Linked DNA regions of Homo sapiens: region 1 is linked to region 2. Evidence: chromatin contacts called from ENCODE Hi-C data. All regions are on one chromosome and are shown on one strand. Each heading gives the region's core, a stretch centred on a gene start or an enhancer-like site at or near the end of the contact. The rest is flanking DNA. Distances are from core to core; before and after follow the strand shown. Region 1 has its middle 110 kb from the start of MED13. Region 2 overlaps BRIP1 (BRCA1 interacting DNA helicase 1).

The links. A loop is a pair of places that touch in the nucleus more often than their neighbours do. Pooled maps may share reads with other maps.
Region 1: a loop to region 2 is called in a map of endothelial cell of umbilical vein, with 4 times the contacts of the local background. The contact joins two enhancer-like sites. A Hi-C loop is called at or near these places in 1 of 168 maps with a recorded cell type or tissue (endothelial cell of umbilical vein), 1 of 37 single-sample maps with no recorded cell type and 2 of 50 pooled maps.

Annotation. Positions count from the first base shown.
Region 1 is chr17:62,177,482-62,182,648 of GRCh38, reverse strand. No RefSeq gene overlaps it. Among named protein-coding and RNA genes, the nearest start is that of MED13, 110 kb to the right of the region's middle. Within about 2 kb of position 2,933, at least 3 of the 41 ENCODE cell types and tissues checked have a DNase peak (open chromatin) inside an H3K27ac peak, as active enhancers do.
Region 2 is chr17:61,830,305-61,835,395 of GRCh38, reverse strand. The region is part of intron 6 of BRIP1 (BRCA1 interacting DNA helicase 1); the gene reads left to right. Among named protein-coding and RNA genes, the nearest start is that of BRIP1, 31 kb to the left of the region's middle. Within about 2 kb of position 1,640, at least 2 of the 41 ENCODE cell types and tissues checked have a DNase peak (open chromatin) inside an H3K27ac peak, as active enhancers do.

The DNA of each region.
Region 1 (5,167 bases), core at 1,684-4,183, 350 kb before region 2:
TTCCCACGACTAAGAAGCAAGCATAATGCCTACCAGGCTTCTTTGGGCTCTGGTGGCAGCATATTACCTACTTAGGAACACTGCTTTAAACCTTACCAAGTGACAAGGAAATCTACCAGCATTGTATGAGGCCTAGGGCAGGAAAGGGCTCCATAGTGGTTTCAGGTTACAGTATGAGCAGTCCTGCTTCTTGGGCCATGCGACCCATTATATCATATAGTTTTAGAAGCGAGATCAGCCTGGCCAACATAGCGAAACCTCGTCTCTACTGAAAATACAAAAATTAGCCAGGTGTGATGGCACACACCTGTAATCTCAGCTACTTCGGAGCCTGAGACAGAATGGTTTGAACTCTGGAGGTGGAGGTTGCAGTGAGCTGAGATGGTGCCACTGCACTCCAGCCTGGGTGACAGAGCAAGACTCTGTCTCAAAAAAGAAGAAAATGCATTGGCCAGGTGAGGTGGCTCACACCTGTAATCCCAGCACTTTGGGAGGCTGAGGTGGGTGGATCACGAGGTCAGGAGATCGAGACCATCCTAGCTAACAGGTGAAACCCTGTCTCTACTAAAAATACAAAACAATTAGCTGGGCGTGGTGGCGGGCGCCTGTAGCCCCAGCTACTAGGGAGGCTGAGGCAGGAGAATGCCGTGAACCCAGGAGGCAGAGCTTGCAGTGAGCTGAGATTGTGCCACTGCACTCCAGCCTGGGCAACAGAGCGAGACTCCGTCTCAAAAAAAAAAAAAAAAAAAAAAAAGCGTCATGTGAGGTTTATGCCAGCCCCAATAACAGGCGCGCACCACCACACCTGGCTAATTTTTGTATTTTTGTGGAGACCGGTTTTGCCATATTGGCCAGGCTGGTCTTGAACTCCTGACCTCAGGTGATCTGCCTGCCTCAGACTCCCTTAGTGCTGGGATTACAGACATGAGCCACCATGCTGGCCAAGGAGGAACAATACCGAGACTGGTTCATGGATGGCTCAAGTTATACTCTGATGTGGTTACAAGCTGAAAACAAACTCTGCTAACTACAGTCTCTCTCAGGACTAGCCCTGAAATAAGAAGTGACAGGAAATCCTCCCAATGTTTAGAGATTTGGGGAGTGTGCTGATCATCTGCTTTGTGTAGAGAGAGACACATGGCTCGAGGCAAAAGTATATATGAGCTCATGGCAGTAGTGAATGTCTTCATTGGTTGCTCAGAGGCCTGGAAAGAGAAATATTAGAATATGGGAGGCCTGGGGTATGGGGAAGATATAGGTCCATAGATCTACAGGAATGGACATGAAATGTGAAGATCTTTGCATCACATGCTAATACCTGCTCCTAGCAGCCACCATGGGAGAGGCACTGAACAATAGGAGTGCACTAGGCAGAATGACCCAGCTAGCTGCTACCAGTCCCACAGGGCTGGCACAGTGTGCTCATAAATGGAGTTTATTAATCCACTTAGGCTACAGCAAAATACCACAAAAAATGTGGCTTAAGCAACAGAAATTTGTTTTCTCACAGTTCTAGAGAAAGTCCAAAAATCAAACTGCCAGCAGGGTTGGTGTCTGGTTGCAGATGGCTGCCTTCATCCTGTGTGCTCACATGCCCTTTCTTCAGTGCATGGGAGGTGGAGGGGAAGGCAGGCACATGCAAGAATAAGTGCTCTCCATGTCTCTTATAAGGGCACTAATCCTTTTGGATCAGGGCCCCACCCTTATGACCTCACTTAACCTTAATTACTTCTTTAGAGGCCCCATCTCCAAATACAGCTATATTGGGGGCTAGGGCTCCAACATACACATTTTGGGGGAAAATAAACATTTAGTCCATAGTAGTGAGTATCCACATTGGAAAGGATAGAAGCTACTCAAGGGCCCAACGTCATTTATAAAGGCTGCTGTAACTTACCCTAGTGCTGAATGTTCAGTCTGCAAGCAACAGAGACCAAAAATAAGCCCTCAATATCACAATATGCCTTAAGGAGACCAAGCAACCACAGTATTGATTGCCCTGCTATCCTAAAAGGGGCAATGAGCTGTCTTCTTGGCAATCAACGTATATCCTGGGTATGGATTTTCCTTCCTTTTTTTCTTTTTCTTTTTTTTTTTTTTTTTGAGATGGAGTCCTCTCTGTTGTCCAGGCTGGAGTGCAGTGGCACAGTCTTGGCTCATTGCAACCTCCGCCTCCCAGGTTCAAGCAATTCTCCTGTCTCAGCCTCCCAAGTTGCTGGGACTACAGGCGCATGCCACCACGCCTGGCTAATTTTTTTTGTATTTTTAGTAAAGATGGGGTTTCACCATATTGGTCAGGGTGATGTCAAACTCCTGACCTCAGGTGATCCACCCACCTTGGTCTCCCAAAGTGTTGGGATTACAGGCATTAGCCACCTCGCCTGGCTGGATTTTCCTTTCTTACTTGTGTTGCCTCATCTAGCACCACTGTCCAAGGGTTTATAGTGCTTCACTCACCATGATGGGAACCCATAAAACATTGTATTGGCTCAAGGGATCCACTTAACAGTAAAGGAGGTATGTCAGTAGGACACTTTACCATGGGATCCAGAGGTCCTATCGTATTCCATGCTACCCAGAGACATCTGGCCTGACAGTAATGGGATGGCCTTTGAAAGCCAGCTGAGACACCAGCTTAGAGTTGATAGATGGCGTCCTACAGAATGCAGTATATACCCTAAGTCAGTGCCCGTTATATAGTGCTGTGTCCCTAAAACGGTAGAATGTGTGAGTCTGGGAACCAAAGGGTAGAAGTAGGAGTGGCTGTTTATCATCCCTCCCAATAGCTCACTTAGGGAATTTGTGCTTCTAGGTTCTGTGGATCTAGAAGTCTTCAATCCCAGAGGGAAAATATTTCCACCAGGGGACACAAGAGTTCTAGTAAACTGTCAGTCACATTAGGCACTTTATACCAGGATACCAGCAGGCAAGGAAATGAGTCATCATCCTGTCAGGAGGAATTGCCCTCATCAGGAGGAGATAGGACTGCTGTCACATGATGGAGGCAGGGAAGAGTAAGTCTGGCACCCAAGTAATCCACTGGGGTTTCTCTTGATATTCCCCTGCTCAATCTTTTTTTTTTTTTTTTTTTTTGAGACAGGGTCTTGCTCTGTCGTCCAGGCTGGCGTGCAGTGGCACGATCTCAGCTCACTGCAACCTCCACCCACCAGGTTCAAGCAATTCTCCTGCCTCAGCCTCCCAAGTAGCTGGGATTACAGGCATCTGCCACCACGTCTGGCTAATTTTTGTATTTTTTGTAGAGACGGGGTTTCACCATGTTGGCCAGGTTAGTCTCAAATTCCTGACCTCAAGTGATCCACCCACCTTGGCCTCCCAAAGTGCTGAGATTACAGGTGTGAGCCACTGCACCTGGCATCCCCTGTTCAATCTTGACATTAACAGAAAAATGCAGCATCACAGCCTGAGAAAGAAAGATATAATAATCAGGGACTCCTACTGCTCATGGAAAAGGATCAGGGTCCATCTCTCAGATAGGCCAGTTAGACCAGAAGAGGTGCTGGTTGAGGGTAGAGGTAATCTGGAATGGGCAGTAGAGAAGGAAGATGATGAGTATTGATTGTGACCTTGACACCAGCTGTGGTATTGGCGGGGGCAAGGATGTGGTTCATCCCACTGTCTTTACAAGTTTCCTTAGGAAAAGAGACCAATAAGAACCCTGAAGGAACTCTTCCAAGATGGAGTGAACTTATTCTATGAAACAAGTGGACTCAAAAGGTGCAAGGAGTGCACTGTAGTGGGTGCTATGGTGAGTTGCCCAGATTCTCTTTTCAGGATGGAGGCTCTCATTTACCCAGCTGCCGGGAGTGTTGGCAGCTGATGGTTCTCAGCTGAGTCATTCTCTGGAAATTTCCTTCAGCTAAAGAGAATCACCTTGCCCAACCAAGGTCAGACCTTGGGGGCAGTCACATCCAATGACTGCTTGATGAGAGGGCCTACCCTGAAGGTAATTCCAGCTCCAGAGGTCCCTGTAGGCTCAGCTGAGGCTTCTGTCAAATTGCACTGCAGATGGATTCAATCCTACTCAATCCTACTTCGTTCCCTCTAAATTCTCCCCTTAATAAACCTCCTGTATGCAGCTTTCAGAATCTTAGGGCCTGTTTCCTGGGGAACCTGACCTACAACACAAGGTCTGCATGCAGATGGAGTTTGGGGTTCAGCATTTCTTACAACATCCCAGGTAATGCCAATGCTATCAGTATGCAGAATTCAATTTTGGAATCAGATTTATGGGGACATAATTTACATGGAGTTAAGTTGTACTCTTTTTCAGAGTATGTTTTAATGAGTTTTCAAAAATGTACAGAGTCACACAGTCACCACCACAGTCAAGATACGGAACATATCCATCACCCCCAAAAGCTCTCTCATGCTCCTTTGTACCCAATCCCCTATCCTCACTTCCATTTTCTGGCAATCATTAATCTCGTAACTGTCCCTTTGGTTTTGATTTTCTAGAATGTCATATAAATGAAATAATATTACATATAGCCCTTTGAGTGTCACTTCAATCACGTACCATGGTGTTTTGAGATTTATGTATGTCATTGAATGTATTGGTAGTTCATTCCTTTTTATTGCTATGTAGCATTTCATTGTATGGATGTATCACAATTTGCTTATCCGTCCCCAGTTGATAGACATTTGGATTTTTCCAGTTTGGGGTGGTTATAAACAAATCTGGTATACATTTGCTAGCAGTTCTTTCTATGGAAATGTATTTTCATTTATTTTGGGAAAACGCCTTGGAGTAGAATTGCTGAGTTGTGTGGAAAATGTATGCCCAACTTCCAAAGGAGCTGCCACACTGTCTTCCACAGAGAATATACTATTTTGCTTTCCCATCAGCAATGTCTAAGAGTTCCAGTTGCTCTACATCCTCTCCAGGACTTGGTATTGTAAGTTTCAAAAATTTTCAGTCATTCTAGTAGGTGTGTCATTATAGTGTGGCTTAAATTTGCCTTTACCTAGTAAATTATGGTGAAAGGCATCTTATGTATTTGTTAAACACTTGTTTCTCTTATTTTGCAAAGTGTCTGTTCAACTCTTTTGTCCATTGAGTGGGGTGGGGGTTGCCTTTTTTTAATCTATTGAATTGAAAATGTTGGCCGGGTGTGGTGGCTCCTGCCTGTAATCCTAGCACTTTGGG
Region 2 (5,091 bases), core at 391-2,890:
TAAACTTATTACAGTTCTTTCCCCAAACCAGTATTTATTTTTTTTGGTGCTAGTAGTTGTCTTGTCCTTTGCTTAGTTTCCTATGTACCTGTAACTATTTATCTCCAAACTCTCTGTTAGAAAGTAAAATCTATCAGTTCATTTAAATACATCAGGTCAAGATGTCCATATTTTTAGACTTTCAATATTTAGTGGAAATAATGAAAAATACTCTTTTATATTGAATTAAATTTTATATTTCTAAATAACTTTTTTCTGAATATAAAAGCATCATCTAAGAGAAAATTTGGGAACCACCAAAATGTGTACTTAAATTATTAACATTAATCCTTAATTAAACTGTCTCCTCAATATCAACCCCTGATATTCTGCCTGCTGTCTATTCTTAAGTGCGCACATGTGCGTGCACACACACATGCAATGTTATCTGTTGCTGTAACAAACCAACCATTTATTTAGCTTACTGTTGTGGGGGTCAGCAATTTAGGGTGGGCTCAGCTGGGCATTTCTTCTGCTGATCTCAGGTGGCCTACTCATGTGTCTGTGGTCAACTGCAGGTCAGCTGTAAGTCAGCAAGGCAGCCCTGCTTCAGGGAGTTGATTGGTAGTCAGCTGGGACCATGAGGTGGGTCTCTCTCATCATCTAGCAGGCTAATTCTGGTTTATGTATATGGTGGCCTCAGGGTTCCAAGAGCAGCAAGAGAACAAGCCCCAGTGTACAAATGCCTTTTGAGTCTGTTTGTGTCAGGTTTGCTAATGTTCCAGTCACCAAAAGCAAATCACATGACCAAATCCAGACTCAAGGGGTAAAGCTCACATCTTGGTAGGAAGAGCTACAAAGTAACCTTGAAAGGGAGCTTATATACAAAGATAAGTAGAATTTGTTGCCATTTTTGTTACGTAGTATATATTACATATATACCCAGTATCAACTGAGTATATATGTAAACATTTCCACCATAGAGAACACTACTATGTTTTCTCCAGGCTCTCAAAAAAATCGTAATTATTGGGCCGAGCGTGGTGGCTCACTCCTGCAATCAGGTGTTGTACAGAGCTCAACCCCTGTAAAGGGGTTGATACTGTAGTATATATTACATATATTTGTTATGTAGTATATATGACATATATTACACATATATTACATATATACTCCCTCCCCACACACAAAATTAGGATTATAGTATATAGCTTTTATTTTTCACCTAATATATCACGGTCATAGTAAAATTTAGCAGGTCTATTTTGATGGATACTTTTTTGTCGTAATCTTTTTTCCTATGCCAGTGGTTGGCAAACTATGACCCATGGGCAGAATACAGCCTGCTGCCTGCTTTTATAAATAAAGTTTTTTTGAACGCATTTTACATTTGTTTATACATATTGTCTGTGGAACTTTTGCGTTATAACAGTAAAGTTGAGTAGTTGTGACAGAGACCATATGGCTCACAAAACCTAAAATATATACTCTGTCTATTTATGTATTTTTCTTTTCTTTCTTTTCATGTTCAGCCAGCAGGAAAATCTCTGGCCTTTTAGAGAAAAAGTTTGCCAGCCCGTTCTATACTATTGTAATCTTGGTTAAGTTAGGCCAGAGGTTAGTGGAGTTAGTGTGAATCTCTTGCCTTGTCTGCAAATTTGCCTAGGGGTAGGATGATAGAATGGATGACTAATTGCTTGAGTATGTCCTTCAGCTCCAATAATTATGGCTTTTTTTTTTTTTTTTGAGGTGGAGTCTTGCTTTGTCACCCAGGCTGGAGTGCAGTGGTGCAGTTTTGGCTCACTGCAACCTCCACCTCCTGGGTTCAAGCAATTCTCCTGCCTCAGCCGCTCGAGTAGCTGGGATTACAGGTGCCTGCCACCATGCCTGGCTAATTTCTTTTATTTTTAGTAGAGACAGGGTTTCGCCTTGTTGGCCAGGCATGTTTCGAACTCCCAACCTCAAATGATCCGCTTGCCTTGGCCTCCCAAAGTGCTGGGATTACAGGAGTGAACCACTGTGCCTGGCCCAGTAATTATAATTTTTTGAGAGCTTGGAGAAAACATAGTATTCTCTATGGTGGAAATGTTTAATTCTCAAAAGTTTCAAATCTTCTTTATCATATTGAGTGAACTTGGTGAATATTTCAGAGAAAGTTGACAAAATTCAGCCACTCCTCTAAGTTTTCTTGATGTGTAGATACATTAATGAAATAAATATGTATAGCAACCCATCCGACATGAGTGTAGCTATTCAGTGGTGATAGTATCTGCAATTGTCATGTAGAACGTTTTCATTCATGGATACTGGGTGTGGAAAGATAACTTTACCTTTGAAAACTACTTCGTTAATTGACCAACTGTCTGCCCAGTAAATTTATCTTTCGGTTATTTTAGCTTTTTAAAAGTTTGGCTGTCACAAAATTATAGAGAAATTGGAAGTACAATCCAAATATCTTTTTTTATTGAGCCATTTAAGAGTATGTTGTTGCCCTGATGTTCCCTCACCCTGAAATACTTTAGTGTCTATGTCTTATAAGCAAAGACATTCTTATACATAATCACAATATAACCATAAGAATCAGGAAGTTAAAATTGATTCATTGTTGCCATCTAATACTCAGAACCGGTTTAAATTTTAGCAGTTGTCTTAATAACGCTTTTATAAAAGCAAAAGAATCCAGTCAGAACCATGCATTGCATTTAGTTATCACTTTAGTAACTTCTTCAGTCTGGAACACTTCTTCAGTCTTTCCTTGACTGTCATGATTTTGACACTTCAGAATATTACAGCTTATCTAGAATGTCTCTTAATTTGGGTTTTCTCATTAGACTGAGGTTATTTATCTTTGGCAGGAATGTCACAGAAGTGATGCCTTCTGCTCATTGCATCTTATAAGGTGGCACGCAGTTTCATTTTTTCTCATTAATGATTGATAACTTGATTAATATGATATCTGCTAGGTAAAAAATATAACTTTACAGTTATCTTTTTGCCTTTATAAAAGAGGACTTTATGGGGAAGAACTCTGAAATTATATAAATAACATGTCCTTACAAAAATTCAGTTTACTCATTTTATTTATATCTTTATGGACTTGTGATTTTCCATTTTATTCGGTGAGTTATAATTATTATATGATTTGTTTTGGTACTCAAGTGGGAAACCAGTTAAGTTGCTTGTGTCTTTCTGACATATATCAATCATTCTTGGAACGCTTCCTTATTTTTTGGCAAAAGATAGTGTTCCAGGCTCACCTTATATTTTCCCTGCCCTAGTCTCGGATTCAGACATTTCTCCAAGGAACCCTGGTTCCATTTAGTGAAAAATAACATTTGAACGCTGTGTTCTGGGAGTTAGTTTTGCTCATTGCTGTTGGAGTTGCTGCTCCAGGCCCTTTCAGCAGACAGCTAGAGAATATACACAATGTATTGTGTACACAAACCCAGACTCATAGACATATACATTTATGTCTATATTTTTTCTGTATCTGTCTGTCTGTACACTGAAAATTATGAGTGTTTATACCAATACATCCAGTTCCATTCCAGTACCAGAGGGCCCATTCTAATTTTCTTCCTTTCTGTATGTTTAACTGAAAAACCTTGTTCCTGATTCCTCTGAAAGTTAAAAACAGAATTACCATATGGTCCAGAAATAACATTTCTAGGCAAATATCCAAAAGAATTGAAAGCAGGTACTCAGATACTTGTACACCAGTGTTCATAGGAGTGTTATTCACAATAGCCAAAAGGTGGAAACAACCAAAATGTCCATTGATAAATAAACGAATAAACAAAATGTGGTGTATACATACAATGGAATATTATTGAGCCTTTAAAAGGAAGGAAATTCTGACATGTACTACAACATAGATGAAACTTGAAGACATTATGTGAAGTAAAATAAGCCAGTCATAAAAGGACAGATATTGTATGATTCCACTTATAATTTCCTTCCAGTTATTCATTACTATTATAGAAGTAGAATTCATTTTTGTATATTTACCCTGTAACCTGCAACTTGTTATATCACTTATTGGTTCTAGTTGATATTTTTGGAGTTTCTTTAGGACTTTCTAAGTACCCAAAGTTGCATGTTTCATTCTCTAGTAAATACTGTTTTACTTCTTCCTTTACAGTGTTTACCTTTCATGCAGTACAAGGCTGAATTAGAGTGATGAGAGTGGATACCCTTGCCTTGTTCACAACCTTGTGGTGGAAAACATTCTGGTCCCTCACTGTTCTGTATGACATTTGTGCTAGGTGTTCTGTCTATGCCCTTTGTCAGGCTAAAGAAGTTTCCTTCTATCGCTAGTTGGCTGAACATTTTTATAATGAGTGGATGTTGGATTTTATATTTAAAGTTTTACTGCATTCCTTGGTAGGATTATATGTTTTTTCTCCTATATCCTGTTGATATGGTAAATTACATTGATTAGTTTTTGAATGTTGGCCTGACTGTAAATTAGTGGAATAAAACCCACTTGATCATGGTATAGGACCCATTTTATATAATTGTTAGATTTGACTTGCTAAATTTTGTTAAGGATTCTTTCCATCTATGTTCATAAGAATATTGGTCTATAGTTTTCTGTAATGTCTTTATCTGGCTTTGATATCAAGGTAATGTTGGCTTTATAAAATGAGTTGGGAAGTATTGATATTACTTCTTCCTTAAATTTTTGATAGAATTCACCAGGGAAGCCATCTTGCCCTTATGTGTTATTTTTGGGAAGACTTTTACTTTTAAATTTAATTTTAAAAATGAGTATAGGAGTATTCACATTTTCTGTTTCTGAGTCAGTTTTAGTAATTAGTATCTTTCAATAAATTTGTCCATTCAAGTTTTTGAATTTATTGGCATAATGTTCAAAATATTCTCTTATTTCTTTAAGTGTCTGTAGGATTTGTAGTGATATGCCCTCTTTCATTTCTGATATTCATAATTTGTGAATTTGTGTCTATCTCCTTTTTTTTGCTTAATCTAGAATTCATTTTGCTCAATCTGTAATAGGTAGTAGAGGTTTATCCATTTTATTGATCTTTTAAAAAGTTTTTGTTGACTTTCTGTTTTTCCATTTTCTATTTTGTTGGTTTCTGCTTTTTTTTT